2 separate regions of the Homo sapiens genome follow, and region 1 is linked to region 2. Evidence: read pairs that join two places in POLR2A ChIA-PET (ENCODE). Cell type or tissue: PC-3. All regions are shown on one strand. Each heading gives the region's core, and the rest is flanking DNA. Links, peaks and the distances in the headings are about the cores only.

What was found. ChIA-PET counts read pairs that join two places held together with the same protein. Peaks named below come from ENCODE experiments on the same cell type or tissue, not always from the same donor. Only the 100,000 strongest peaks of a DNase experiment are listed, where the experiment ranks them.
Region 1: POLR2A ChIA-PET joins it to region 2 with 7 read pairs; 1 of 35 experiments calls an interaction of 5 or more read pairs at or near these places.

The regions. Positions count from the first base shown.
Region 1 is chr15:76,279,776-76,295,253 of GRCh38, reverse strand. ETFA (electron transfer flavoprotein subunit alpha) reads left to right here. Exons shown (of 12, transcript NM_000126.4): 3 at 2,554-2,635; 4 at 2,741-2,823; 5 at 7,309-7,408; 6 at 8,773-8,883; 7 at 9,516-9,617; 8 at 11,429-11,497. Among named protein-coding and RNA genes, the nearest start is that of ETFA, 24 kb to the left of the region's middle. In PC-3, for the core only: no CTCF peak of the experiment used is centred there; a DNase peak (open chromatin) is centred at 1,593; H3K27ac peaks cover 517 bases.
Region 2 is chr15:76,385,396-76,400,873 of GRCh38, reverse strand. The region is part of intron 27 of SCAPER (S-phase cyclin A associated protein in the ER); the gene reads left to right. Among named protein-coding and RNA genes, the nearest start is that of ISL2, 56 kb to the right of the region's middle. In PC-3, for the core only: no CTCF peak of the experiment used is centred there; a DNase peak (open chromatin) is centred at 9,303; H3K27ac peaks cover 1,602 bases.

The DNA.
Region 1 (15,478 bases), core at 1,207-6,206, 100 kb after region 2:
AATTCCTGAAAGTGGTAAATCTGGACAAAGTATTATGGATGTTAATTTTTAATTGGTAGAAGAATTTGAATGTTAAGTACTATTCTTTCCAAACTCTAGCTGGTACTAAAAGATGTTCTTGGGTTTGTTTGTTGTTGTTGTTGTTGTTATTGTTGAAATCAGATGATAACAGCTTGGAACACTAACCCTCTAGAAAGGTGCTATGATATGATTTGCAGGGTCTATACCACCAGCCTGCAATATAGATGAGTGCTTCAGTTAAGCTTACACACCTTCAGCCACCAGTTCCCTCTCACATGGTATAGGAGTTGCTGAGTGTGTAGTTGGGGGCTTAAACTTCACAGAGGAATAAATCTGAAGGGAGTATGTTTTGAGGATTTTATGTTTTATTAAATAATTGATGCTGGCTGGGCATGGTGGCTCATGCCTATAATCCCAGGACTTTGGGAAGCTGAGGTGGGTAGATCACTTGAGGTCAGGTGTTTGAGACCAGCCTGGGCAACATGGTGAAATCCTGTCTCTACTAAAAATATAAAAATTAGCCAGTGTGGTGATGCATGCCTGTAGTCCCAGCTACTTGGAAGGCTGAGGCACGAGAACCACTTGAACCTTGGTGGCAGAGTTTGCAATAAGCAGATATTGTACCACTGCACTCCAGCCTGGGTGACAAAGTGAGACTGTGTCTCAAAAAATATATTAAAAATAACAATAATTCAGAGCATGTGATAATGGAGGTTCATACTGCTGGTGTTGCTTCTGTCTAATTTTTTACATGAAATTGATAAAAGAACATATTCTGGTGGGTTTATGATTAGTTATGTGGATTTCTTTACCCAATTCCTGCTAACAACTGTAGGATCTTACATAGTTGATACAGCCACAATGTGTGATGTGTGATGGCTAAGCTATCTATTTGTATGTCTGTATTAGCCACAGTATATGATGGCTAAGCTATCTTTTTGGTTTCCCTGTTTTTGGATATATAGGAATTTGTGATTTGTTGTTTGTTTTGCTGTGATTTAAAATAATTATTGTAATATTACTTTAAAAAGACTTTGATACTTTATACTACTTTGAGAAAAATCAAAATAGAAATCGTCTTCTGTACTCAGTTACAATCCTAACCTGTCATGTTCTAATTTTAAAGAAAACAACCAGTACCTGTATGAAGAGATCGTTTAATAGAGTTCGGTTTTATACCATTTTATTCAGCTACTTGTCATAAACAGCAAGTTATTCTTCTGTATAATGCCAGCCGTTTTGCCAGTAAAAACAAGATAGTTTCAATGGGAAAATTCTGCCCCATTTTCTATCCCATGCTGCTATGCAGCTACATTGCAATTAACTGAGTTTCTTAATTGGAAATTCTCTTAAAGTTTGAGAAGCTAAATGCAGCTGCATCCATAATAAAGGGCCTCTGTAGTACAAATGGTATGCCGGTGAACACTTGGTTTAGCAGAGAATGTATTCTTGCACTGCATCCTTTCTTCAGTGAATATTGTTGCAAGCTAACAGTTCATATGAGGGTGGCACAAGGCACAGCCTTTTAATCCTACTCATCAGTGAATCAATGAATCAGTTTGGAGGTAAACAAGGAGACAGAAGACGATAGTATGACTGATATGACTTAGCTAAAGTGGAAACCAGCCATGAGGTAATAAAGATACTTAAAAAGGGGAAATCTAATTGCCTTCTGAATATAGAAAATCTGAATCATCAAAAAGCTTTCTCAGAACCCCATTCTAATTCCAAACAGGAAAAATGAAGAATTAAAATAGGAAATATTTTGCTTTGTCATAGATAAATATGTGTATGTGGGCAGGAACTCAGTGGTTGACAATGGGATGTTACTAGAGAACTTCATTTTCACCATTTCCAGGACATTGAACTTACACTTGGATTGAACCAAAAGTAAAAAGCACAATTTATAACAAAATTTGAATAAAGAGCCATGTTGATTTTGGTTTGTCAATTAGCACTTTTCTTTTTCAAGGCAGGAATTTTTGTTGAAATGCTTGGTAGTTGGACAGTGTAAGGTCAGTCAGTAGTAAGATCTATTGGCATTAGATTTTCTTTGTTAAGGAATGTATTTTAATATTTTAATTCTTTGTTTGTTTGAGATGGAGTTTCACTCTTTCGCCCAGTCTGGAGTGAAGTGGTGTGATCTTGGCTCACTGTAACCTCCGCCTCCTGGGTTCAAGCCATTCTCTTGCCTCAGTCTCCCAAGTAGCTGGGATTACAGGTGCCCGCCACCATGCCTAGCTAATTTTTGTATTTTTAGTAGAGATGGGGTTTCACCATGTTGGCCAGGCTGGTCTTGAACTCTTGACTCCGGTGATCTGCCTGCCTCAGCCTCTCAGAGTGCTGGGATTACAGGCTTGAGCCACTGCGCCCGGCCGGAATATATTTTAATTCTTAACTGGCCCTTTTGCTAATAAGAATAATTTTTACAGTTGGCCATTAAGATTTTATGATCTGTTGATATTTATAGTGGTGGCTTTATTTGTATATTTCTGATAGATGGATAATTAGGAACTTATCTTTTAATCATAGGTGGCACAAGATCTCTGTAAAGTAGCAGGCATAGCAAAAGTTCTGGTGGCTCAGCATGATGTGTACAAAGGCCTACTTCCAGGTGAGGTTTTCCAGTAGAAAAAAATGTAGTGTCTAAATTACGCTTGAATATATGAATATGAAAGTATTTCAAAATATTTTTTTATCAAATGTGTTTAATTCTCAGAGGAACTGACACCATTGATTTTGGCAACTCAGAAGCAGTTCAATTACACACACATCTGTGCTGGAGCATCTGCCTTCGGAAAGGTGAGAAGGTTGAGAATGTGGAATCTGATATCACTGCTTGAAAGGGTTAGATTTCATTGTGCTGAAAGTATGCAACAGACTGTTTATGTAGCCAATCTGGATTTATCTGAATTGATGTGGTAGTTTTGCTAAAATTTATTCTTTCAAGATTTTGTCATAATTTTCCGTTAAAACTACCATTTCCAGGTTTTCAAATTATGTTGTGGAGAAAACTCTAATTAGGCTATTATTTTAAAATTTTCTGCATGTAAAAGTAATGCTGAATTCTGCTTGCATGTGAGAGAGAGAGTGAACGAGCAAGAGTCATTTCTATTAGTAGCCCATTTTAAGAGATGGTTTATTTGGATGGCTGATGGATATCTAGAAAAGCCAAATTTTATCTACGTAGGGAATTTGGAAAGGGCTTGTGGTGGTTGAAGACATCCTTAAGGTAAAGAAAGCTGTAATCTGATCATGTGCATTGTGATGTGTCTGAAGAATGAGTGTGTTATAAGATGGATAGCAGTCTACATAAAGTTAAAAATGGAGGGAGGAGTGTAATGGGAGCTTAAGACAAGGAATTCGTCAGTGGATTTTTCTTGCTCTCTCTCTGTGGCCGTGGGTGTTATCTTAGCTCTCTTTTCTTTTGTTCCATTCTTAATAAGGTGTCATTTTTAGTCTTTATTTTTACTTTCTTTTTTTTGAGATGGAGTCTCACTGTCGCCCAGGTTGGAGTGCAGTGGCGCCATCTCGGCTCACTGCAGGCTCCGCCCCCCGGGGTTCACGCCATTCTCCTGCCTCAGCCTCCCGAGTAGCTGGGACTACAGGCGCCCGCCAGCTCGCCCGGCTAATTTTTTGTATTTTTAGTAGAGACGGGGTTTCACTGTGTTAGCCAGGATGGTCTTGATCTCCTGACCTCGTGATCCGCCCGCCTCGGCCCCCCAAAGTACTGGGATTACAGGCGTGAGCCACCGCGCCTGGCCTACTTTTTTTTTTTTTTTTTTTCGAGATGGAGTCTTACTTTCCTCGCCCAGGCTGGAGTGCAGCAGCACAATCTCAGCTCACTGCAACCTCTACCTCCTGGGTTCAAGCCATTCTCCTGCCTCAGCCTCCCGTGTGTAGCTGGGATTATAGGTGCGTGCCACCACACCTGGCTAATTTTTGTATGTTTAGTAGAGACAGGGTTTCGCCGTGTTGACCAGGCTGGTCTCGAACTCCTGACCTCAGGTGATCTGCCTGCTTCAGCCTAGCTCTGTTGCCCAGACTGGAGTGCAGTGGCACGATTGTAGCTCAACATACCCTCCAACTTGTGGGCTCAAACGATCCTCCTATCCTAGCCTTCTGAGTAGCTAGGACTACAGGTACATGCCACCATGCCCAGCTAATTTTCAAATTTTTTGTATCGATGTAGTCTCCCTATGTTGTGCGGGCTTGTCTTAAACTCCTGGCCTCAAGTCATCCTCTCATTTCAGCCTCCCAAAGTGCTAGGATTACAGACATAAGTCACTGTGCTTAGCCTATTTTCACTTTTAAAAATTGTAAAATAAGTTGTACACAAATACATCCTTATTAGGAAGACTGCGTGTAGTACAGCAGTGTGCAGAGCAAGGTGTCAAAGTCCTGCTTTCTTATTCCCAACTCACCCTCCCCTCTTTAGAAGTATAGCTGTTAACAATTGTACATTCTTTTAGGCCTCCTTCTATGGATTTTTAAATTACAGTACATGTACAGCTATATATTTTTTACTTCTAAAATGGGATAATATGGCATGAATTGTTTTGTGAATAGTAGCTTTTACTTAAGAGTATGACTTGGGCAGGGTGCGGTGGCTGACGCCTGTAATCCCAGCACTTTGGGAGGATTGTCTGAGCCCAGGAGTTGTAGCCCAGCCTGGGCAATACAGTGAGATCTCATCTCTACAAAAAAATGAAAAAAAAAAATTAGCTGAGTGTGGTGGTGCATGCCTGTGGTCCCAGCTACTTGGGAGGCTGAAGTGGGAGAATTGCTTGAGCCTGGAAGGTTGAGGCTGCAATGAGCTGAGATTACACTGCTGCACTCCAGCCTGTGCTCCAGGGTGACAGAGCAACACCCTGTCTCAAAAAAAAAAAAAAAAAAAAAGAGTAGCGACTTTGGCTCATAATGTTTCTCTTTTTTTATGGCTGCATAAGATTCCATGTTTAGCTAAGGACAGTTAACTTGGTTCCAGTTTTTTGCATTTATATACTTTACTGCAAGAAAACATGGTCATGCATGTATCTGTGTAAACATGGGCTGGAATTTATTTACAATAGAGTTCTAGAGGTGAAATCACTGAGTCAAATGCTATGTAGTTTAAAAATTTTGATACCTATTACTTAATTGTCAACACTTGGTAGTATACATTTTAACATTTTTTCCTCCAGTCTGATGGGTGAAATAATCTTTGTGGACCGTTCTGTCTCTGAGAGTTTTGATTATATATTGGATGATTTAAATAATTTCATGAGCCTTGAGTTTCCTTCTATGATGACAGTTCACCTAACAGAGTGTTAGACCATGAAAGGGTGTTTGTCATTAGCTAGATTTTAGTACTCTGGCCATGATTGCTATGTTGTAACAGATGGGAGTTTTGAGAATAAGGGTCACATAATAGTAGCTGGTCGTGCGGCCTGTAAATGGGTTTGGAATGAGAAACGTCTATCAGAAGAAGCCAAACAATTTGCTGTATGATAGTCCTTCACCAGCTGTGGTTTTGAGATAACACACTTTTATACTTGTCTGCTAGAATTTTAAAATATGTCATTTTTTATGCACAAAAAGAACTCAATTATTGCTTCTTCTTCCCAGAAACCATGCAGGCAGCTTGTTGGATGGGATATATTTTTAATAGGATAGATATCTGTGTACCATCCACCCTCATGATGTTTAGATAGAAGACCAGATCCAGGAAAACATACTTTTAAGTACCATGGTAAAATTTCTTGAAGATATGTTAAACAAGGGATAATGAAAATACAAAAGACATTAAATTTTGAGCAATTTAGAAAGTTCTAAAACTTTTAAAAGAGGCAAAGTCTGTATAACATAAAATTTGTAAGATAATCTGTTCAGCCAAGTAACTATTCCAGTAATAATTCCTGAACAGTTAAAGAAGGTGGTTCAGGAGGAGGATTACTTACTGAAGCTAGCTTTAAATACTGACAAATCTGGTTTTTAAACCAGATTAAGTAGGTGCTTCAGAATGGGCATGGTGGCTCATGTCTGTAATCCCAGCACTTTGGGGTGCCAAGGCAGGAGGATCAGCTGAGGCCAGGAATTCGAGACCAGCCTGGACAACAACGCAAGACCCCGCTTCTACAGAAAAAAACAAAACATAAACCAAAAAATGAGCTGGACGCAGTAGCGTGCGCCTGTAGTCCCAGCTACTCAGGAGGCCAAGGCAGAATAATCTCTTGAGCCCAGGAGTTCAAGGTTACAGTGAGCTATGATCACACCACTGCAAGTTCAGCCTGGGTAACAGAATGAGACCCTGTTTCCAAAAAAAAAAAAAAAGAAGAAGAAGAAGAAGAATTAACTGAGACTTGGGGAACTGTGACTTTCCCAAGGATTCCTGCTGCTGAGGACAAAGTTAGCACATGCATCTATTTCAGTACAAGCACAAGAACACACCTTTATTTTATTTTTGTTGCTTTTTAAATATGTACTACACAGGCTGTTCTTCAGGTTAGTGTTATTCTTTTCCTTTTTTTTTTTTTTCTTTTGAGGCAGAGTCTCGCTCTGTCACCAAGGCTGGAGTGTGGTGGTACTATCTCAGCTCACTGCAACCTCCGCCTCCCAGGTTCAAGCAATTCTCATTCTCATGCCTCAGCCTCCTGAGTAGCTGGGACTACAGGCATACACCACCATCCCCGGCTAATTTTTTGTATTTTTAGTAGAGATGGTGTTTCACCATGTTGGCCACATTGGTCTCAAACTCCTGGCCTCAGGTGATCCTCAGCCTCCCAAAGTGCTGGGATTACAGGTGTCAGCCACTGTACCTGGCCTTACTCTTTTTTTTATACAATATCAATTTAAACAAAAGGTGAAATGTCTGCTGTGAATTTTTTTCTTTTATATACATTAAGTAAATGTATACAAGCATAATCTTTTTCAGTATTTGAGAATTTTACCACCCTTCTAAATTTGTTCTATCTTTTCTTATCTAAATTCAATAATCCACAACTGTCACACTTGGTAATTGATGTTTATTAAATTTCATATCTCATAGTTCAATATATTGCATTAAGGTGGCTTAATACTGTAAAACTCATGAAACTCTTAATGTAGTTAGAGTAATGGTAAGTACTCAATCTCAAAGGCTATTTAAAAAGCTGTGCTTGAAGTTGTGTATCCAAAGGTGCACACGAAATATAAAATATTTGAATTAAAATTTCTACAGAATATGCATTTAGAATATGTCATTACTGATCATTTATAGTCTTCCATCACTATGTATGTGTGTTAACTCACTGCTTATTTTGCTTTTAGAACCTTTTGCCCAGAGTAGCAGCCAAACTTGAGGTTGCCCCGATTTCTGACATCATTGCAATCAAGTCACCTGACACATTTGTGAGAACTATTTATGCAGGTGAGTACTCAAGGAAGATAATTAATCAACATGTTAAATTTTAGTGAAAAGCATAAATTAATCTTGAAGATAGAATTTTAAATCAAACCATACAATTGCTTTAAGTGGACCATCTTAAAGGTTTCTGAGGAAAATTTTAGTCTAGAATTGCTGGTGGCCCTTGACATGGCATTCTCTCTGATGGATCGCAAACACAGAGATTTCCTGCCTGTTTATTCAGTTTGCAGGGTGATATTTTCCTAGTGATCAATAAAAATTAGATTCACAATTTAATATATTTTGTAAGTGGTACCTGGAAAAGCAAAACTTAAAAAAAAATAGTATTCTCAATCTTTGCTGCTTCTACTTCATTTCCATAGGCATTAAGAAATTCATTTTAGCCAGCTGCAGTGGCTCGTGCCTATAATCCCAGCACTTTGGCAGGCTGAGGTGGGAGGATTACTTGAACTCAGGAGTTTGAGGCTATCCTGGGCAACATAATAAGACCCTATCTCAAAAATAAATAAATAAAATAAATTAGCTAGGCATGTTGGCATATGCCTGTAGTCACAGATACTTGGGAGGCTGAGGTGGGAGGATTGCTTGAGCCAGAAGGTCGAGGCTATGGTGAGTTGTGATCATGCCACAGCACTCCAGCCTGGGCAACAGAGCAAGACCCTGTCTCAAGAAAAAGAAAAGAAATTCATTTCAGTGTCTCTTCAGTTGATTTTTTGCTTAGCACACTGGTCTCTAGTGGGGTCGGAGAAGGCAGTGAACTCTTCGTTTTTTGCCTGATTAAAGTTGTGTATTCCAGTATGAATGGCTAATTCTGAAATTAGACTTTTCATCTTCCATAATGTTTGAGGGAAAATATTTTGTCATGGTTTAGGTTACTGTTAATGTGATAGCTAATCCAGAGTGTCTCAAATCCTCTTAAAATCTTAGCACATTCATACCTGTTCTTTATGACCTATTGTGTTTTCAAGATATTCCTCCTTTAGCATGCACAGTAGCTACATTCTTCCTAAGTTGTTGCAGCTCATAGTTTTGAGTTACTGATTGTATTGTTTTTGGAGAAGGAAGCTTTGTTCATATTCCTTTTAGAGGTGTAGTGTACCTTCTTAGTGTGGATGCCTGTTCGAGTTTCTTCCTTCTAGGTGTGGTAGTACCTGTCCTGCTTTTAAAGACATCCAGGGTTATACAGATATCTGCTGATATGTTTCTTCACCGTTATGGTTCATTTTTTCCTATACTTAATAGAGTTAGAAGACAACTGGTCAATAGTTATTTCTTGCCTTGTCTGTGAAGTAAATTCCAAGCATCAAAGGAGTGCTAGTTTTGTTGCCTTTTGCTGTTGCTTTTAAGAAATAGATTGTATGTTTCAGGAAATGCTCTATGTACAGTGAAGTGTGATGAGAAAGTGAAAGTGTTTTCTGTCCGTGGAACATCCTTTGATGCTGCAGCAACAAGTGGCGGTAGTGCCAGTTCAGAAAAGGGTGAGTGTTCATTTGGAGTTTTTTTGTTTTGTTTCTTACTTTTTTAATTCATAGACTGTATTATAATAAGAGATGACCTCTGCCTACATTTCTAATGAATAGTATTTGAAAGTTCAATTTAAATGATATTCCCAAGCTTATACAAAAATAATAAATATGTATAACTTACATCTTTTTCACATTATCTTTGGTACTAGGATAGTTGCTTTGGTAGATCAAGGGAGTGGGAGACAGAGGATCTATTAAGATTAAGCTTTTTTACTCTTGTCACTGTTTCCTATTATATTTGGGTGATTCAGTATAACAGAAGAATGTAATAGGAAACGTGTGGAGGGTGTCACACTTTAACATATATAGTGTCTTATTTGAACCTCATAGAAAGAAAGTTATTCTATATTCAGACTCAGAGAATTGAATGATTTCTGGAGTCATACAGCTAATGTGGCAAAGGCTGGAATCTAGTCTCCTTAAGTCTTTCCATTATCAGAGAGAATTAATTAGGAGCACTGAAAATTCACAGTAATTAACTTAAATTTCGTGGAATTATATACTTGTGTGTTTCTCTTGAAAATAATTCTTGTTATAGAACTTGAAATCATAGTCATTGTTTTATTATGTATTAATGTATGCAGCATCAAGTACTTCACCAGTGGAAATATCAGAGTGGCTTGACCAGAAATTAACAAAAAGTGATCGACCAGAGCTAACAGGTGCCAAAGTGGTGGTATCTGGTGGTAAGTGAAATATTAATCTTAAAAGATGTAAATTGAAAATACTTTGATTTTTTTTTTTATTTTTAGTATTTATTTTAGAAGTACACAGATCTTTTTCAAATGTAAGAAGTTGGGAAGTTTGGGATATTATTCCCATTTAACCAATTAGGAAAATGAAATTATGAGCATAATACACAGTTTGGGGTTTCTGTTGCACACCTAGTCACTGGCACCAGGGGGAGCATGGTATAAATCTTATCTGCATAACTTTGCCACTTGGTGCCATCTTATTGATGGACTTCCATGAATTCTGCAGAGTATGGTTGGCTTCTCAATTATAGATAGAACTGGCTTGAATTTCAGGGCCATCTTGTGTATAATTCCTACCCTTCTTTCCACTTGGAAAGATTTCCAGAGTTGTCCATGTCTTTGTGTATAACTCTTTAAAAAGTTTCTTAACATTTAATATCAAAACTGTTAATATTGCATAAGACATGCTTATTTTTATACATCATGCTCCTTGTCTTTAAAAACAATGATTTTTTTATGGCCCACTGACTAACTTTTTGAAAAAATAAGGACTGTTATGCTTTTTAAATCCTTGCAATTAAACATCCAACAAAATAAGCTTTCAGACAGCCTTCTATTGCAAGTATCATTGAGAAAAAAAAATTAATATTTTGAAGTGATATATCTGACTTGTTTTTCGTTTTCTTTTTTTCTTTTTGAGATGGAGTTTCGCTCTTGTTGCCTAGGCTGGAGTGCAATGGCACAATCTCTGCTCACCGCCACCTCCACCTCCCAGGTTCAAGCGATTCTCCTGCCTCAGCCTCCCGAGTAGCTGGGATTACAGGCATGTGCCACTACGCCCAGCGCGGTGACTCACACCTGTAATTCCAGCACTTTGGGAAGCCGAGGCGGGTGGATCACCCGAGGTCAAGTGTTCGAGACCAGCCTGGCCAACATAGTGAAACCCCGTCTCTATTAAAAATACAAAAAATTAGCTGGGCATGGTGGTGGATGCCAGTAGTCCCAGCTACTCAGGAGGGTGAGGCAGGAGAATTGCTTGAACCTGGGAGGCAGAGGTTGCAGTGAGCCGAGATCGCACCATTGCATTTCAGCCTGGGCAACAAGAGTGAAACTCCTCCTAAAAAATAAATAAATAAATAAATAAAAATAATAATTTTGTATTTTTAGTAGAGACGGAGGTTCTGCATGTTGGTCAGGCTGGTCTCGAAATCCTGACCTCAGGTGATCCGCCCACTTCAGCCTCCCAAAGTGTTGGGATTACAGGTGTGAGCCACCGAGCTGGGCCCTGACTTGTTTATTCACTTATTTATTCAAGAAATGTATATTGGTTATCTGTTCTATGACAGGCTTATTGCCAAGTGCTGGAGAAACAGATGAAAAGGCAGAATGTTCTTCCTCTCGAGGAGTTTAAAGTCCTTGAGATGACTCCCATTCAAATAATAACTTTATTCAGTCATTCAGAGAAATTTATTGAGCATCTATTATATGTAGAGTTTTGCTAAATATTGCAGATATGGCAGTGACCAAGATAGATATAGATCCTGAAATTAAAGAGTTTTTATTCTAGTGGGAAAAAAACTCATATTAATTACACAATTAGTTAACTAGGTAATCATAGTAGTGTTGAATGCTTTATAGAAGTATAGGAGTGTCAGAGGCCAGAAAAGGTTTATAGAGGAGGTGACATGCTTAATATGGCAGTTACATAATATGAAAATTTACTCCAGTATATAAAATAGCAAAATTGTTCCAGAATGTATTTGATGTTTGCCTAATTTTTTTTTTTCATCTTTTTAAATGAGGTCGAGGCTTGAAGAGTGGAGAGAACTTTAAGTTGTTATATGACTTGGCAGATCAACTACATGCTGCAGGTAAAGTTATTTTCCTTAGTAGAAAGATATTCCCTTTTTGTTGGAAATATTTTTTCTTCATTATTTCATTTTTGTGTAAGTCTTTCAGCCCTACAAATTATTTTACTTTTCCGGATTTTTCAGTTTTTCTCTCTGAACCAGTTTTTCTTAAGCCTCCAAGTAAATGGTATATAGCATTCAGTGAGGAGAAGGCCTCCTAGTATCTCTTACCTTTGCCTAATCTTAGTAGGTTTTCTTTTTTCTTCACTTTAAAAATAATGAAATGGGCCAGGCGCAGTGACACACACCTGTAATCCTAGCACTTTAGGTTGCTGAGGCAGGAGGACTGCTTGAGCCCAGGAATTTGAGACCAGCCCTAGCAATGTAGTGAGACCCCATCTCTACAAAACGTTTAAAAATTAGCCAGGCATATTGGTGTGTGCTTGTAGTCCCAGGTACTCAGGAGGCTGAGGTGGGAGGATTGCTTGAGCTTGAGAGGTGGAGGCGACAGTGCACTGTGGTCGTGCCACTGCATTCCAGTCTGGGCAACAGAGTGAGACCCTGTCTCAAAAATAATAAAAGACAAAATAATGAAATGTTAGTTTCAGTGCCTACTTCAGATTCAGGAATACCCTGGTTTTTCATCTTTTTTTTGGTGGTCTTAATATAACTCTTATACAAATAGAAATACATTTAAAGTTTTTAAGTTTGTAGTTAAAAATATAGAATTGTAGTTAACCATTTATAGGTAAGGTAGAACCTATTGCTAAAAGTACATTGATGAGAAGGGAGTGATGTTTTTTGAAAAACCAAAAAAATTTAAGCCAGGCACAGTAGCATGTGTCTGTAATCCCAGTTACTTGGGAGGCTGAGTTAGGAGGATTGCTTGAACCTAGGAATTTGAGACCAGCCTAGGCAACCTAATTGAGACCCTGTTTTGAAAAAAAATCTTTTTAAAGACATTTGATTATTTTTGAATTACACAATCACTACAATGAATATATATTAAAATGTCCCAATTCTGTCATCTCACCCTCCTTTTAAGACTTTAACATATAACTTTCGAGGGTTTTCCTGTAACTTTCTGTGGTTTTCCTGTGCGAAATTTCTATTACATAACACGTGTACCCATAGAAACAGTAATAGTTTTGTCAGAATAAAGGCATTATATTGACACTGTATAATCAGATGGTAGTATTTCAGGGTTTATTTTCATTCCTTCTTTCTTTGAACAAGTATTTATCAAGTGTCTGCCATATTCCAGGTACTATTTTAGGTGCTATTAGTTTATTTTGGCTACAGTAATAAGTTACTACAAACTTGGTGGCTTAAAGCAACAAAGTTTTTCTCTCACAGCTTTGGAGGCCAGAGATGTGTTGAAGTGTTAGCAGGGGCCATACTCCCTCTGGGGGCTCTAGGAGATAATCTGTTATTTTCCTCTTCCAGCTTCTGGTGGCTACTCTGATATCCCTGGGCTTGTGGCCACATCACTACAACCTCTGCCTCTGTCTTCATATCATCTTCTCTGTGGGACTGCATTCAGTCTCCTTCTGTGTCCCTCTTATAAGGATACATGGCAGGCGTGGTGGCTCATACCTGTAATGCCAGCACTTTGGGAGGCCAGGGTGGGCGGATCACCTGAGGTCCGGAGTTTGAGACTAGCCTGGCCAACGTGGTGAAACCCCATCTGTACCAAAAATATAAAAATTAGTTTGATGTGGTGGTGCACACCTGTAATCCCAGCTACTTGTGAGGCTGAGGCAGGAGAATTCCTTGAACCTAGAAGGCGGAGGTTGCAGTAAGCTGAGACTGTGCCACTGTACTCCAGCCTGGGTAACAGAGTGAGATGCCGTCTGGAAAAAAAAAAAAAAAAAAAAAAAGGATACGTGTAATGGCATTTAGGGCCCATGTAGATAATCCAGGATAAACTCCCTCTCAAGATCCTTAGCTTTATATATATCTGCTGCCACGTAGGTAATATTCACAGGTTCTGGGTATTAGGATGTGAATATATCATTGGAGGGGCCATTTTCTTGCCTACTACAGACACTTAACACCATAGATTAGTAAATAATATAATATGGGCCAGGCGTGGTGGCTTACGCCTGTAATCACCTGAGGTCAGGAGTTTGAGACCAGCCTGGCCAACATGGGGAAACCCCGTCTCTACTAAAAAATACAAAAATTAGCTGGGCGCAGTGATACGTGCCTATAGTCCCAGCTACTTGGGAGGCTAAGGCAGGAGAAACGCTTGAACCTGGGAGGCAGAGGTTGCAGTGAGCAGAAATCATGTCACTGCACCCTAGCCTGGGCAACAGGGCGAGACTCTGTCTCAAAAAAAAAAAAAAATGTTAGAGAGTCGTAAGTGTTAGGGAGACTAATAGGATGGGTTATGGGGGGTGGAGAATTGAAGGGAAAGATTGAAGTTTAAAATAAGATAGCCAGATTTGGCCTTAATGAGAAAGAGACATCTGGCTGGGTGTGGTGGCTCATGCCTGGAATCCCAGCACTTTGGGAGGCCAAGGCGGGCGGATCACTTGAGGCCAGGAGTTCAAGACCAGTCTGGCCCACGTGGTGAAACCCCGCCTCTACTAAAAATATAAAAATTAGCTAGGTGGGCGGATTTCTTGAGGCCAGGAATTCAAGACCAGCCTGGCCGACATGGTGAAACCCCACCTCTACTAAAAATACAAAAATTAGATGGGTATGGTGGCACGTACCTGTAGTCCTAGCTACTCAGGAGGCTGAGGCGGCAGGATCACTTGAACCATGAGGTGGAGGTTGCAGTGAGCTAAGATTGTGCCACTGTACTCCGGCCTGGGTGACAGAGACACTGTCTGAAAAAAAAAAAAAAAAAAAAGACATCTGAACAAAGGTTTGAAGGAGGTGAGGAAGCGACCCATGAGGAGATCTGAGGGAGAGTGTTCCAGACCAGAGCAACTAGTAAAGTGCACAGAGCCTGTCTAACGCAGGAACACATCTGGCCTATTTGACGAATAGGAAGGAGGCCAGTGTTGGAATGGAAAGTGCAAAAGAGAAAGTAGCAAGAGATAAAATTGGGAGGCAACACAAGACCAGATCACATAGGGCCTTATAGGACATTGTAGAGATTGCTCTTTCTCTGAATGAAATGGGGAACCATTTCAAGGTTTGAGCAGAAGAATGACATGATCTAACACATTTTTAAAGGATCACTTTGGCTGCAGTTTTGTGAATAAGCTGTAGGGGGTAAGTATAGTAATGGGGAGATCAATTAGCAGGCTATATCAGTCGTCTAGGTGGGAGATACTCATAGTTTGGACCAGGGTAGTTGCAGTTGATGTGGGGAGAAATTGTCAGTTTTGAGATATATATTTGAAGGTAGAGCCATCAGGATTTCCCGACAGATTGGATGTGGATTATGAGAGAAAGTATTTTTCCTGGCGAGTGGTAGGATGGAGTTACAGTTAGCTGAGATAAGGAATATCTCGAGTGAAGCAGTTTCCAGGGAGAGATCAGGAGTTCAGTTTTGGGCATATTAACCTTTGAGATGTCTAATAACAGACATCTGAGTAGACATGTCAGTTAAGCAGTTGGTATAGGAATGTGAAGTTCCATGGAGAAGTTTGGGCTAGAGGTACATATTTGAGAATCAGTTCATTTGGATGATATTGAAAGCCATGAGACTGGATGAAATTACCAAGGGAGGGAGTGTAGATAAAAAAAGAGGTCCCAGGCCAGGTGCAGTGGTGTGAGCCTGTAGTCCCTGCTACTCTGGAGGCTGAGGCAGGAGGATCTCTTGAGCCCAGGAGTTTGAGGCTGTATTGTGTTATGATTGTGCCTGTGAATAGCTACTGCATTACAGCCTGGGCAACAGAATGAGACTTTGTCTCTTAAGGAAAAAAAAAAAAAACTCAGGACTAAGCCATAAACCCTGTATGATTGAGAGCTAAGAGAGAAAAGGAGAAAGAAGACCAAAAAGGAGTGATAAGTTAGGCTAGATAACCAGGGCAGAGGCTATGT
Region 2 (15,478 bases), core at 6,220-11,219:
TCTGTGTACACATACAACTGGATTTTAAACAGTGATTTACTCTTGATGGTTTTTAAGAATTCTTAATCTATTTATCTCCATTATAATTTCCTTCTCTAACCTCAATTGCTTAGCAAACTTCTGTTAGTAGGACTTACTACAAAAACAGATTATTCTAGAAAGAAGGTCCAGGTGGTTTCCTGGCTTAATTTACCTAGGAAATTATTTGCAGTATCAGTGTAAGCTACTTCTCTGAAAGAGCTGAGAAAAATGACCCCTTATTGTTGTTCTTCCTCTCATCCTTCAGTCTCCCAACATTTCCTGAACACCACCAGACCACAGGAATACAGGGAGTTTTTTCTACCTCCTCAGATTCATTTACTTCTGATATTTACAGATTGTTTTCTCCTGCTTATTTCTTCATGAAAATTATATTTCTAAGCTATAAATGACAGTGACAAGCATTTTGTTGCATGCATTAAATAGAGTTTCTGCTATAGGTCATAGCCATGTCTAAGAGGAAAGGTAGTGTGGTTTTTGCTTTATTGGAGTAATTCACATAATGTCTATTTTGGCTACCAGAAGCTAGCCAGAACCAGAGTCAAGGAAGGCTTTGTCCTCCTAGCCCTTTTGTGACAGGAATGAAAGAGGAAGAGGAGCTAGAGAGGGCTTCAAAAATTGCCTCTTGTGATGGCAGAGCCTGAGATAATTAAGGGGACTAATTGATATCTCCAGGCTTTGAGTAAACACTGCAGTCTGCTGGTGGCCCAGCCTTTGTGATGGTGATTACCGCTAGTCTGCCTTTGCACTACTCTCCTATTGTGCCCTTAATCTTCTAATTTTTACCTAGGTTTTCTTTTCTTTTCTTTTCTCTTTTTTTTTTTTTTTTTGAGACGGAGTCTCGCTCTGTCGCCCAGGCTGGAGTGCAGTGGCGCCATCTCGGCTCACTGTAACCTCTGCTTCCTGGGTTCAAGTTATTCTCCTGCCTCAGCCTCCCGAATAGCTGGGATTACAGGCGCTTGCCACCATGCCTGGCTAATTTTTGTATTTTTAGTAGAGATGGAGTTTCACCATGTTGGCCAGGCTGGTCTCAAACTCCTGACCTCAGATGATCCACCTACCTCAGCCTCCCAAAGTGTTAGGATTATAGGCCTGAGCCACCTTACTCAGCCAAATTTTTACCTAGGTTTTCCGAAACACGATTTGGATGTCAGAATTTGTGCTGTTAGTCTTTGTTTCAACTTGGGATAGAAAAGCAATAGCTGATGACTTGTACCAGGCTTAGTTTTGAACAATGAACTTGCATTTCTTTAAGTAAAAATTGAAATCGTGATCCTCTGATGAAAGGATTGATTTTATGTCAGAATTGCTTCAGAATTTTAATATTGTTAACAAATGATTCTTAATCACTTCAGCAAAATTCAATAGTCTGTAATGGGACTCTCAGAAATGCCTATTTCTGGCCAGGTGTGGTGGCTCAGGTAATCCCAGCACTTTGGGAGGCCAAGGCAGGTGGATCACCTGAGGTCAGAAGTTCAAGACGAGACTGGCCAACATGGTGAAACCCCATCTCTACTAAAAATACAAAAATTAGCTGAGAGTGGTGGCAGGCACCTGTAATCCCAGCTGTTTGGGAGGCTGAGGCAGGAGAATTGCTTGAACCCAGGAGGCGGAGGTTGCAGCGAGCCGAGATGGCACCACTGCACTCCAGCCTGGGTAACAGTGTGAGACTCCATCTCAAAAAAAATGAAATGCCTATTTCTTTGGCCTTTACTGTTAACAGTTTTCTATTCTTGGTCCTACAAGTAAAGAGAAAACAATGGTTTTCAAATCTCAGGGCAGGAGCTCAATTGCTGTAATTGGTTGAGGCTCATTGGGTCCCCCTTAAGGTGCTGACTCCTTAGCAGAACTAATAGGATCAGCATAATAATGAGTGATTATAAATTGAAACCAACATGGGCTGTTAACTTAATCAGTAATCATTTACAGTATTCCTAACTGTGCTAGGCACTATGGCAACAAAGCCAGGAAGCAGTGGACCCACAGTAAAAGAGTTTGCAATCCTTACAACTACACTGAAGAGAGGAACTTATAAAACCTGGATAATTCTGATTGGTTGGAAAAGACTTGTGAATTCAAGAATATTTGTATACAAAAACAAGTTTGATGTTATATATATTTGTGTTTTTCATTTTCACATCCATAGATGACAATAACAAAATGTGTTCTAGCCAAAGTTCTGGAAACCTGTGTCATGAAAAGATAAGAATGATTTGTGATTTAGTCTATTTATTATGTGGCTATAAATGAGTGCTTTTCAAGTGTTTAAGGGTGCTTGAAAACCATTTGTTCAAGCAAAGGTAAATGTTAACTCTGCCCGCCTGCCTATTCATTCATTGAACAAATATTTATGTAGCACTTGCTCTGTGCCAGGCCCTGTGCTAGGATTGGGAGAAAGCAGTAATGGCTAAGACATCAATTTTGTCTAAGGACTCTGTAAGCTTGTAGGGGGAAAAAGATGCCTATACAACTATCTACAGTACAAGACAGAGAGTGATCAAGAGGACAGAAGATAACAAAAGCACTTAACATGCTGCCTGGTACATAGTAAATGCTTCATAAATGTTGGCCACTATTATCACCATTGTCATTGATGGAGTTCAGAGGAGGGAGAAATGACGGTTACTTGTCTGTGGGGATTAGCTGTTTTTTAGAGCAGCTAAAATTTAACATGGCCCTTGAAAGATGGAAAAGATTAGAACATGTAGAGTTGAGAAAAAGGTGGACCAAGAAAATAGCATAAGCAAAGACATAAAGGAGAAAAATACAAAGAATAGAGTACCTTAACTGAACTTTGAGATATATATGGTGGTATTTTAATGCTTGCAGATCCTTATGAGGCTCAAATGAGATCGTAAATATAAAAAGACTTTGTGAACTACATAAAATAATTTGCTGAGATGTGGTAACGGCAATAGCGTCATTAAAACCTTTTTACTAGAGGAAATGGATAAGTTTTGAGACACATGCAACCTACCAAGATTCAAACATGAAGAAATCCAAAACCAAAACAGACCATTAGCAAGTGATGAGATTGAAGCTATAATAAAAGTCTCCTGACCGGGCGCGGTGGCTCACACCTGTAATCCCAGCACTTTGGGAGGCCAAGGCGGGCGGATCACCTGAGGTCAGGAGTTCAAGACCAGCCTCAACATGTAGAAACCCCGTCTCTACTAAAAATACAAAATTATCTGGGCGTGGTGGTGCATGCCTATAATCCCAGCTACTGGGGAGGCTGAGGCAGGAGAATTGCTTGAACCTGGGAGGTGGAGGTTGCGGTGAGCCAAGATCACGCCACTGCACTCCAGCCTGGGCAACAAGAGTGAAACTCCGTCTCAAAAAAAAAAAAAAAAAAAAAAAGTCTGCCAATAAAGAAAAGCCCAGGACCAGAGGGCTTCACTGATGAATTCTACCAAACATTTAAAGAACAACTAATACTAATCCTACTCAAACTATTCCAAAAAATAGAGGAGGAGGGAATGCTTCCAAACTCTTTCTACAAGGCCAGTATTTATTACTCTGATGTCAAAATCAGAGAAACATGGAAAAAAGAAAACTAAAGACCAGTATCCCTGATGAATATTAATGCAGAAATCCTCAACAAAATACTAGCAAACCAAATTCAGCAAAAAAGATCATTCATTATGATCAAGTGGGATTTATCCCAGGAATGTCAGGATGGTTCATCATATGCAAATTAGTCAGTGTGATACATCATTATCAACAGAATGAAGGACAAAAACTAAATGATCATTTCAGGACATGCTGAAAAAGCATTTGATGAAATTCAACATCACTTCATGATTTAAAAAAAAAAAAAAAAAAAACTCTCAAAAAATTGGGTTGAGAAGAAACATACCTCAACAGAATAAAAGCCATGTATGACAGACCCACAGCTAGTATCATACTGAATGAGGAAAAATGGAAAGCCTTTCCTCTAAGATCTGGAACACAACAAGGATGACCACTTTCACCACTGTTACTCAACATCATACTAGAAATCCTAGCTAGAGCAATCAGACAGAAGAAAGAAAAGGCATCTGAATCAGAAAGGAAGAAGTCAAATTATCCTTTTTTACAGATGATATGATCTCATATTTGGAAAAACCTAAAGACTCCATCAAAAAGCTATTAGAACCGATAAACCAATTCAGTAAAGTTGCAGGATACAAAATCAATGTCCAGAAATCAGTAGCATTTCTATATGCCAACAACAAACAATCTTGAAATCAAAAAAAGTAATCCCATTTACAAGAGCCACAAATAAAGTTAAATATGTAGAAATTAACCAAAGAAGTGAAAGATTTCTACAATGAAAACTATAAAACATTGATGAAAGAAATTAAAGAAGACATAATAAATAGAAAACTGTTTCATGTTCATGGATTGGAAGCAGCAATATTGTTAAAAATGTCCATACTACCCTAAGCAATCGTCAGAGTCCATGCAATCCTTATCAAAACATTGATGACATTCTTCACAGAAGTAGAAAAAACAATCCTAAAATGTATATAGAATCACAAAAGACCCAGAATAGCCAAAGCTATCCTAAGGGAAAAGAACAAAACTGGAAGAATCACATTACTTGACTTTATAATACAAAGCTGTAATAATCAAAACAGCATGGTACTGGCATAAAAACAGACACATGGACCAATGGAGCAGAATAGAGAACCCAGAAACAAATTCATCTACAGTGAACTCATTTTTGACAAAGGTGCCAAGAGCATAAATTAGGGAAGAGTCTCTTCAATAAATGATGCTGGGAAAACTGGATATCCATATGCAGAAGAATGAAACTAGACCCCTGTCTCTCACCATATACAGAAATCGAAATGGATTAAAGACTTTAAGACCTCAAAACTATGAAACTACTACAAGAAAACATTGGGGAAACTCTTAAGGACATTGTACTGGGCAAAAATTTCTTGAATAGTACCCTGCAAGCACAGGCAACCGAAGCAAAAATGGATAAATGGGATCACATCAAGTTAAGCTCCTGCACAGCAAAGGAAACAATCAATCAAGTGAAGAGACAATCCACAGAAGAGAGAAAATATTTGCAAAGTACCCATCTGACAAGGGATTAACAACTAGAATATATAAGAATTCAAACAACTCTATAGGAAAAACTCTAATAATCCAATTTTTAAATGGGCGAAAGATCTGAAGAGACATTTCTCAAAAGAAGACATACAAATGGCAAACAGGCATATGAAAAGGTGCTCAACATCATTGATCATCAGAGAAATGCAAATCAAAACTACAAAGAGATATCATCTCATCCCAGTTAAAATGTCTTTTATCTAAAAGACATTCAATAACAAATGCTGGCAAGGATGTGGAGAAAAGGGAACCCTCATACGCTGTTGGTGGGAATGCAAATTAATACAACCACTATGGAGAACAGTTTGGAAATTCCTACAAAAACTAAAAATAGAGCTACCATACAATCCAGCAATCCCACTGCTGGGTATATACCCAAAAGAAAGGAAATCAGTATATCAAAGAGATATCCACACTCCCATGTTTGTTGCAGCACTGTTCCCAATAGCCAAGATTTGAAAGCAGCCTAAGTGTCCATCAGGAGATGAATGGATATAGAAAATGTACTCATACACACAATGGAGTCCTATTCAGCCATAAAAAAGAATGAGATCCTCTCATTTGCAACAACATGGATGAAATTCGAGGTCATTGTGTTAAGTAAAATAAACTAGGCACAGAGAGATAAACATCACATGTTCTCACTTATTTGTGGGATCTAAAAATCAAAACAAACTCATGGAGATGGAGAGTAGAAGGATGGGTGCCACAGGCTGGGAAGGGTAGTGGGTGGGTGGGAGAGAGCTGGGGATGGTTAATGGGTACAAAAAAATAAAAGCGTTAGAATGAATAAGACTAAATATTTGATATCACAACAGGGTGACTATAGTCAGTAATAATTTAATTGTACATTTTAAAATAACTAAAAGAATATAATTGGATAGTTTGTAACACAAAGGATAAATGCTTGAGGAGACAGATAACCCCATTTTCCGTGATGTGATTATTACTCATTGCATGCTCGTATCAAAATATCTCAGGTATCCCATAAATATGTATACCTACTGTGTACCCACAAAAATTTTAAAAACATAAAATGAATTTTTAAAGCCTTTGAGCAAGGAAGTGACCTGCTAAGAACCATATTTGGGAGCACTGGTCAAGTGTCGTGTGAAGAATGTATTAGAAGGTGGAAAGTGCAAGGGGCATTAACAGTTGTCCAGGTAAGAGACGAAAGGAATGGAAAGAAGAATGTTTTGAAAAACCCTCCCATAGACACTCTTTTTGTGTATGGTATCACCAGTCTCTCAGGCATCAAGCTCCAAACCTCATCATCTCTAATCTCTCCTCCTGATACCCCAGATCTAATCTACTGCCACATTCTGTTGATTGAAAGGAAACTTAAAGTCCCCTATCTGGTCTTCCAGTCAGGTTTGAATCTTTTCAGTAAGCCTCTCTGTCTCTGTTGAACACCTCCAGTGACAGGAAATTCGTTACTTAACTAAGGGGAGCTTGAGTTGTTGTTGCTTAAACCATCTCTCCTTATACCAAGCTGAAATCTGTCTCCCTAGTGCTACCTATTAGTATAAGGCCTACTTGCTCCTTGGCAACATGCAGACTAATATGAACCTACTCTTCTTCCTGAACTCCCCTGGTCTCACGGTACCTCATATTTTCCTTTGCTTTTCTTCTTGTTACGGTTACAATAACTGCAACAAATTACCCTAAAATTTAGTGGCATAAAACAACCATCTATTAATCTCACAGATTCTGTGGGTCAGGAATTCTTTTAAGGTACGGAGAGGATGGGTTATCTTTGTTCCACAATGTCTGGGGCCTCAGAAGACTTGAAGGCTGGTGGTTGGAATCATCTGAGTGCTTATTCACACATCTGTGGTAGATGCTGGCTGTCAGCCAGGGGTCTTTCCATGTGGGGTCTCTGCATAGGCTTAATTGGCTTCCTCACAGCATGGTGGCTGTGTTCCAAGAACAAGCATCCTGGCAGTGAGAGAGCAGCTAGAAACCATATCACCTTTTATGACTCAGCCTCAGAAATCACACAGCATCACTTGCACTACATTCTATTCACCAAGGCAGTCATGAAGTTCCATCCAGCTTCAAAAAAAGGAGAAATAGACTTTGCCTCTTCCTGGGGAGGATGAAGGTTCTAGAAGAGCATAGGGGACCAGAAATGTTGCTGTGGTTATACTTGAAAAATATAGCCTGCTACTTTCCACCCTACCCTAAAGATAAATGAGTTCCCAGTCTCCTGTTCTCAGCTGCCTTCTATTCTCTCTGCAGTCTCTTATTTGATACTGTCAGCCCATTCCTAAATATTTTGTTGTCATTAGCTACTGTCTTTGGACAAAGGGTTTGTTGGTATTGGGAGATAGGCAATGAAGTGAATGTAACAGGACTAGGCAAGTGGAACTAAAAGAAGTAACATTTGTTAAGCACCTTTGATACACCCTGAGCTGAGTATTTCATGTGGGCTATCTCCCTACAAGCATTCAAGAGTCCTGCTCACGCTGTCAAAGGAGTTAAAACAGCCACTAGACTAATAAGGAGGAGTGACTGTCCTTATCCTTCAGATCTAGAGAATGGGAAGAATACAGAAGCAGGAACTTCTGGGGTGTCTCTGTACTCACAATGGCAAAGTGCTAATAGAGGGACTTCCGAAAGATCCATCCCAGCTGACATAAAGCCCTAGTTACTTGAAGGAATGGAAAGATGACAACTTCATTGGTACAGTTCACATGAGTGCTCACTATGTGCTAGGCAGAAAGGGAACTGGCTGGGCCCCAGCTCGTAGGGCCAAAGTTTAGGACAGTCTCCACTGACTTACCATTCTCACAGGGGACAAGGGATGATGGCCTCAACATGCAGGGTTTAGAGGAGCAGAATGTGTCCAGGATACATTTGCAGCCAGATTCTCACTGGCTCTAGGAGACTGAGAAGGCAGGATCTCAAGAGGAAAACTGTGTGTAATATTATGTTGAAGAGCAAAGGTTAGGAAGTCAGAAAGATGTGGGCTCAGTTTCAGCTTTCTCAGTTCTGTGACCTGTGGCAGCGTGCAGAAGAGTGATCACGGCTTACTGCAGCCTCAATCCTCCAGGCTCAATCTATCCTCCAACCTCAGCTTCCCAAGTAGCTGAGACTACAGGGATGCACTGCTGCGTTCCACTAATTCTCTGATTTTGCTTTGTGTGTGTGTGTGTGTAGACGAGCTCTCCCTATGTTGCCCAGGCTGGTGTCGAACTCCTGGGCTCAAGTGATCTTCCTGCATCAGCCTCCCAGAGTGTTGGGATTGCAGGCGTGAGCCACCATGCCTAGCCCTGGTTCTTTAGGTTTTCAAAGCCTGTTGTTCACATATGAAAATGAATGTGTTACTTCTTCCCTCACAGGGTTGGACATGACAGGAGTAAATGGGGGCTAACATCTGTCACTCTTACTTCTTGTCTAAGATGCTATTTTTTACATATTCTTGTATTCATTATAACACATTTTGTTCCAAAAACTTGAGATAGCTTATAGAAGTATATATATGTTATTTTTTTAATTAAAAATTAAAAGGAGATAGGCAGGAAAGGTAAATCAAGCCACAGCAAGTAAGGTTAAGGCCCAAACCATATTCATAACAAGGCCATGATAGACATTTCCTCCTGGAATTCCTACTGGCAATTTCTACCAGGAACTTATATTTAATATGTTAGATCCTGAGCTCATTGGCTTTCACCCAAAGTTGGCTGTCCCTCCTGACTGCCTTATTCTGCTCATGATTCCAGCAATCTGAGTAGATTTTAAGACCCAAAGCCTTAGTCATCTTTGACTTTTCTTTCCCAGAATCCAATCCAGTCCTATTTGATTCCATCAAAGGGATGTTTTCCTCTGAAATATGAGATGGAACATACCATTTATGCCACTTACTTGGTATTTGTCAACGTGCAGTTCATTATTTCTCTTTCCTTGTATACATGGTTTGTGTCTAGAGTTAAAAGTATTTACCTAGAGAAAGAAGCTAAATATCCTAGCAGCTTCCCGTCAGGCACATAGCACCTGAAACAAAACAAAATAAGAACTTGAGAAACAGCTGTTCATTGGTAGAGCTAGCAAATACTAGTGAACGATCATTGGCCTATGTCGGAATCCCATTTCCTGGGCCTATTCTATACATAAGAAGAAGGACTGCCCACATCTCATGTTCTTCTTTCTCTGAGTTAGGAAATAGGCATCCAAGGCCTTCATTCCTTTGGCATGCCTTGCTAAGATCAGTTCTCCCTTTCTTCCTTCTATTTCTTTGGCAAATATTTACTCATACCTATTTACTGAGTATGTGCTATGTCCCAGACCTTGTCAAGGTACTGGGGATCGATTGATGAACAAGATACCACTCTGATGAAATTTACAGTCTAATGGGGAAAAAACAATCAACCAATATACAAATAAGATTATTTTAGCTAGTGACATGAGAAAATAAAGCCTGGTAATATAGCCGAATGTCTTGGTCAAGGGCTTCTGCAGACGAAGTGGTCAGGAACGGCCTCTCTGGGGAGATGACAAGCTAAGACGGAACCAGGCATGTAAAGACCCAAGCAAAGGGTATTCTAGTTGAGAAGAATGGCAAGACCTTGAAGTGGATGTTCCAGAAACAGAGAAAGTGATATATTGGAATGTGAAGAGCCAGAAAGAAAGTGGTAGAAGTTGAAGTCAATAAGTAAAGGCCAGGAGATGAGGACAGAAAGGTGAGAAATCTGAATTCTGCTCTTAAGTGTGAGTGGAAGCCACTGGAGGATTTTAAACAGGAGAGTGGCTTAAAAAGTAAAAAAGCATCTGTTTACTCTGTGAAAAATGGATTAGAGAAGCAAGAGTGGAAGCCAGAAAGATCATTTAGGAGGGTACTGGAATCTTAATGCAGCACCTGATATGACAGTTTTTTCCTCCCAGTTACCCTCCCAGCAGAAGCAATTACCTTTACTTGGCAACACAACATAGCCTCTGGCAGAGCTCCTTCAGCCCAACTTCCAAACTGTAAAGAGAGCCCCAAAGTATCAACTAGCCAAACCAGTGTGTCAGCACAGGGTCCTTTGCTGTTTACAGTATGAGAAAACTGAAGCTAGAGAGGTCAAAAGTGTCCCATCTGAGAGGCAGTACTGGACAACAGCCCCAGCCTGCAGTTCCAAGATCTAGGAGCATATCTTGTTGTCAGTCACCCAGAGCTGCCTGCCTTCTCACCTCATAGGCTCCTCACTGCCCCTTCATCCATTCACCCTTCGTTTTCCTAAGATTGTCCTGAGCCTGTCACCTCTTTACTCTTCCACTTTGTTGTGTCTCCATTCAGACCTTTGCCAGGGTCCAGAGTTTCTTCTTCTTAGTGGCCTTGTCCTTTACCTTCCATTCTTATTGGTGTCCTCTGGTCTTGCTCTTTCTTCAGCCTCTTCCAGGTTGTTGATCCCAAACAGCAAGACTGTCCATTCCGTTTTCATCATCTGTTACTTCTCCTTTCAGGAAGGTTCCCTTCTCAAGAGTTCCTCTTTAGCCAGGCACAGTGGCTCACGGCTGCAATCCCAATACTTTGAGAGGTGAGGTAGGAGGATCACTTGAGGCTAGGAGTTTGAGACCACCCTGGGCAACATAGCAAGACCTCATCTTACAAAAAATTAAAAACTTAACCAGGTGTAGTAGCATATGCCTGTAGTCCCAGCTACTTGGGAGGCTGACATGGGAGGATTGCTTGAGCCTACGAGTTCAAGGTTACAGTGAGCTACAATTGTGCCACCACACTGCAGCCTGGGCAACAGAGCAAGACCCTGCCTCAAAAGAAAAAAAAAAGGTTCCTCTTTGAGTTCACCTGAAACTCATCATCAGGTAACTGGAAATTCTCCCAGGTATCTGAGCCTGTCCTACCTAATGTTCTCACTTTTTAATTTTCCCTTTATTTTTACTGTTCTTTTTCTTCTTTTTTTTTTTTTTTTTGAGACGGAGTCTTACTCTGTCGGCCAGGCTAGAGTGCAGTGGCGCATCTCCACTCCTGCAGCCTCCACCGCCTGGGTTCACGCCATTCTCCTGCCTTAGCCCCCCATGTAGCTGGGACTACAGGCGCCCGCCACCACGCCCAGCTAATTTTTTGTATTTCTTTTTTAGTAAAGATGGGGTTTCACCGTGTTAGCCAGGATGGTCTCGATCACCTGACCTCGTGATCTGCCCGCCTCGGCCTCCCAAAGTGCTGGGATTACAGGTGTGAGCCACCGCGCCCGGCCTTTTTTTTTTTTTTTTTTTTTTTTTTTTTTTGAGACGGAGTCTTGCTTTGTTTCCCAGGCTACAGTGCAGTAATGCAAACTCGGCTCACTGCAACCTCCACCTCCCGGGTTCAAAACATTCTCCTGCCTCAGCCTCCCTAGTAGCTGGGATTACAGGCACATGCCACCATGCCTGGCTAATTTTCGTATTTTTAGTAGAGACAGGGTTTCACCATGTTGGCCAGGCTGGTGTTGAACTCCTGACCTCAGGTGATCCGCCCACCTCAGCCTCCCAAAGTTCTGGGATTACAGGCATGAGCCACTATGCCTGGCCTATTTTTACTGTTCTCTAACCAAATGTCCTGACTGTCTTAGATTGCTTACACATACATACGTTCCACCTTGACTTTTCTTTTACCCTCAGCTCTCCATTAAGTCATCCCCATTTTCTTCAACAGAGCTCCAAATTAGATTTGCATTAAACAAGCTATTGTCCACATCTTACTATATAAATAACATAAAAGGTCAGAGAGGGAGGGTGTGCTGTATGTGTGTGTGTCTGTGACAGAGACTGACTGTAATTTTTTTTTTTTGAGATGGAGTCTCACTCTGTCGCCAGGCTAGAGTGCAGTGTCGTGATCTCAGCTCACTGCAACCTCCACCTCCTGGGTTCAAGCCATTCTCCTGCCTCAGCCTCCCGAGTAGCTGGGATTACAGGCGTGTGCCACCACACCCAGCTAATTTTTTTGTGTTTTTAGTAGAGACAGGGTTTCACCATGTTGGCCAGGATGGTCTCAATCTCCTGACCTCATGATCCGCCCACCTCAGCCTCCCAAAGTGTTGGGATTACAGACGTGAGCCACCACGCCCAGCCGACTGACTGTAATTTTCAAAGTAGATTTACATCTGTTGTAACATCCCAGAATTGAACAGAATCTTAGACATCATCCAGGCTCATGCCCAGCTGAGTCTTAAATGCCCTCTGCTACTACAGTGGATGTGACCTTCCACCTCTTCCAGGATGAAGAAGAAGTCATACCACACCAAACGGCCCACTTCACTTTTAGATGTTCTCATTATTAGAATTTTTTTTTTCAGAGATAGGATCTCACTGTGTTACCCAGGCTGGAGTGCAGTGAGGCGATGATAGCTCACTGCAGCCTTGAACTCCTAGGCTCCAGTGATGCTCCTGCCTCAGCCTCCTAAGCAGCTGGGACTATAGGCGTGTACCACCACACCTAGCCCTAGAAAATTTTCCATAGATTTATTTCATATATGCTTTCTAGTAACGTGTCTCCCGTGGGGTCATAAATAAATACTTCTTCAGTTTGAAGACAGCCTTTGTGTCCTTCAGTTCTGAGCTAAACTTCCCAATTCCTTCAAATATTCCTTGGGTGACATTATTTCCAGACACTTTTACCACAGGGATCACTTTACTTGGGAACTTTGATACCTCTGTGTGCTGAATTAGCGCTGCACCCAGTGCTGGACACAGTACTTCCAGAATAGTCATACAGTGCACTGGAGCAGAACTAAACCTTCCTTGTTGTGTACATTGTACTCCTGTTAGTCAAAATTGACTTATATTCTTTGGTGATCAAGCAGTGCTGTTTTCTCATTTGAACTGGTAGGCACCTAATTTGCTAAGTCTTTTTTCCCACTTATTGTTGACAAACTGTATTCCATTCCCTGTTACTTACCCTCTTCCCATCTTAAGCGTGTGGAATTAGTTTTTATGATCTAAAAATAAGACTTAAGTCATTTGTGTATATTTTCTCCTGTTTTTAGTCCTCATGTTTATTTGTAGGTAAACTTTGTTATTGATTACTTTCTCCTCCTTGAAGCTATCTTTGCTTTGCTTCTAGGGCACCATACTCTCCTGGTTTCCTTCTTACCCTACTGGTGACTATTTTTTAGTTTCCTTTGCTGGTTTCTTTTCATCTCTCCTGGTTCTAAACTTTGGGGTATCCCAAGGATCAATCCTCAGACTCTAGACTCACTAGAATAAGTTTCTAGTTTTAAATACCATCTCTGTGTTGATGGCTTCCAAATATCTCAAGCCGAGACTCCTCCTCTGAATTTGGGCTTGTGTATTTATTCAGCCATTCAACACATATGTATTGAATAGCTACTGTATATGAGACACTGTTCTAAGCCCTGGAGATATACCTGTGAAACAAAAGAGACAAAAATCCCTATGCTTGGGAAGCTTATTTCACACAACTTCCAATCCACTGTCTCCACTGTGATGTATAATAGGCATCTCACATTTAACCAGTTCAAAACTGAATTCCTGGTTTTCCTCCTGAGACATGCGCTCTTCACTTTCTTCCCCATTTCTGTAAATGGCAACCACAGTCTTCCAGTTACTCAAGCAAAGAGCATTGAGCCATTTTTCACTCCTCTTTCTCACACCCACATCCAATTTATCAGGAAATCTGTTGGCTTGCCCGTCTGAATATTTTCAGAATCCAATCACTTCCCACATCCATGGCTACCATCCTGATTCATATACCATTATTTCTCACTTGGATGATTAAAGCAGCCTCCTAGTTGGTCTTCCTGCTTCTGCCTTGGCTGTTCTAAAGAGTTTTCAACCCAGTAGCTGTAGTGCTCATTGTTCAAATGAAGTCAGAGTATATCACTTCTGTGCTCAAAACCTTACAATGGCTTCCCATGTCACTCAGTAAAAGTTTTATAATGGTTTCCAAGACTCTACCTGATCTTCTCTGCTCCCTCCCTGACCTCATGTCCTATTACTCTTCCACTTACTCAACCCGCTCTAGCCACACTGGCCTTCTTGCTGTTTGTTGAACTTGTCATGCACGCTCCTGGCTCCAAGCCTTGGGATCTTCTGCTCTTTTACCTGAAACACCCTTCCCCCAGGTGTCCACATGGCTTTCTTCCTCACTTTCTGTAGAATTTTGCTTAAATAATGCCTTAGAAATGGCTTCCCCAACCACCCTATGTAAAGTAGCTTCACACACATTCCTACTTCTTCATTTCCTAGCCATGTCCCTTGCTCCTCTGTCACACCATACGTTACATATTATATATTTGTTCGTTTATATCTTCCTGCACTAAAATGTAAGCTTTATGAGAAAAAGGTCATAGATTTTACTGCTGAACTCCAGGTCCTAGAATAGGGCTTGCCACATAGTTGGCCATCAGTGAATATTTGTTGAATGAATGAATCATGAATGACTAGGTTCTCTGGAGTAGGCATAATAAAGTTCCTACAATAGTATCTATATTTGAATCTCCAGAACCTGTGAATATTACCTTGCTTGGCTTAAGGGATCTTGCAGATACAATTAAGTTAAGGATCTTGAGATGGTGAGATTATTCTGGATAATTCAGGGTAATCACAATGTAATTACAAGGGTCCTTATAAATAAAGACGGGAGGCAAGAAAGTCAGCGTTAGAAAGAGATTTGAAGATGCTCTGTTGCTGGCTTTGAAGCTGCAATAAGGGGCCATAAGCCAAGGAATTCAGGCATATTCTAGAAGGTGGAAAAGCCAAGGAAACAGATTCTTCCCTGGATCCTCCAAAAGGAACACAGCTCTTGTGACACCTTGATTTTAGCCTAGTGAGATCTGTTTTGAATTTCTGGCTTTCAGAACTGTAAAATATTAAATGTTTTATTGTTTGAGCCACTAGCCTGTGGTAATTATTCCAGCAGCAATAGGAAACTGATACACCCACCAGCCCCTATTAGACTGTAATGCCTCTAGAACAGGGGCTTGGTCTTCCTTAACCTTGCACATCACAGGTGCTCAGAGTTCCCAGAGCACAGGTACTTTGGCTTTTTAGACAGAATACCTGACAGAACATCATGCCTGTTTGTGCTCACCTTAAACCCTGATGAATGATGTTGTCACTGGATACAGTTTGGCTTTCTCAGAATATCCCAGGACATAATATCCAAAAACTGGGATACTGCTGAGAAATAATTTACCTCTCCTTGAACAGTAAAATTCTCATCCATCATTGGGGGAGACAATGACTTAGTCTCACCCACTCCAACACTATGCAGATCTTTGAGTGCAGGTCTGTGGGTTTAAGGGCTAAAATGGGATGTTCTCACAAGATCCCTCAGGGATTCCAAAATGAAGCCAAACTCCAAGAAGCTAAGAGAACAATCTAGAAGATCACC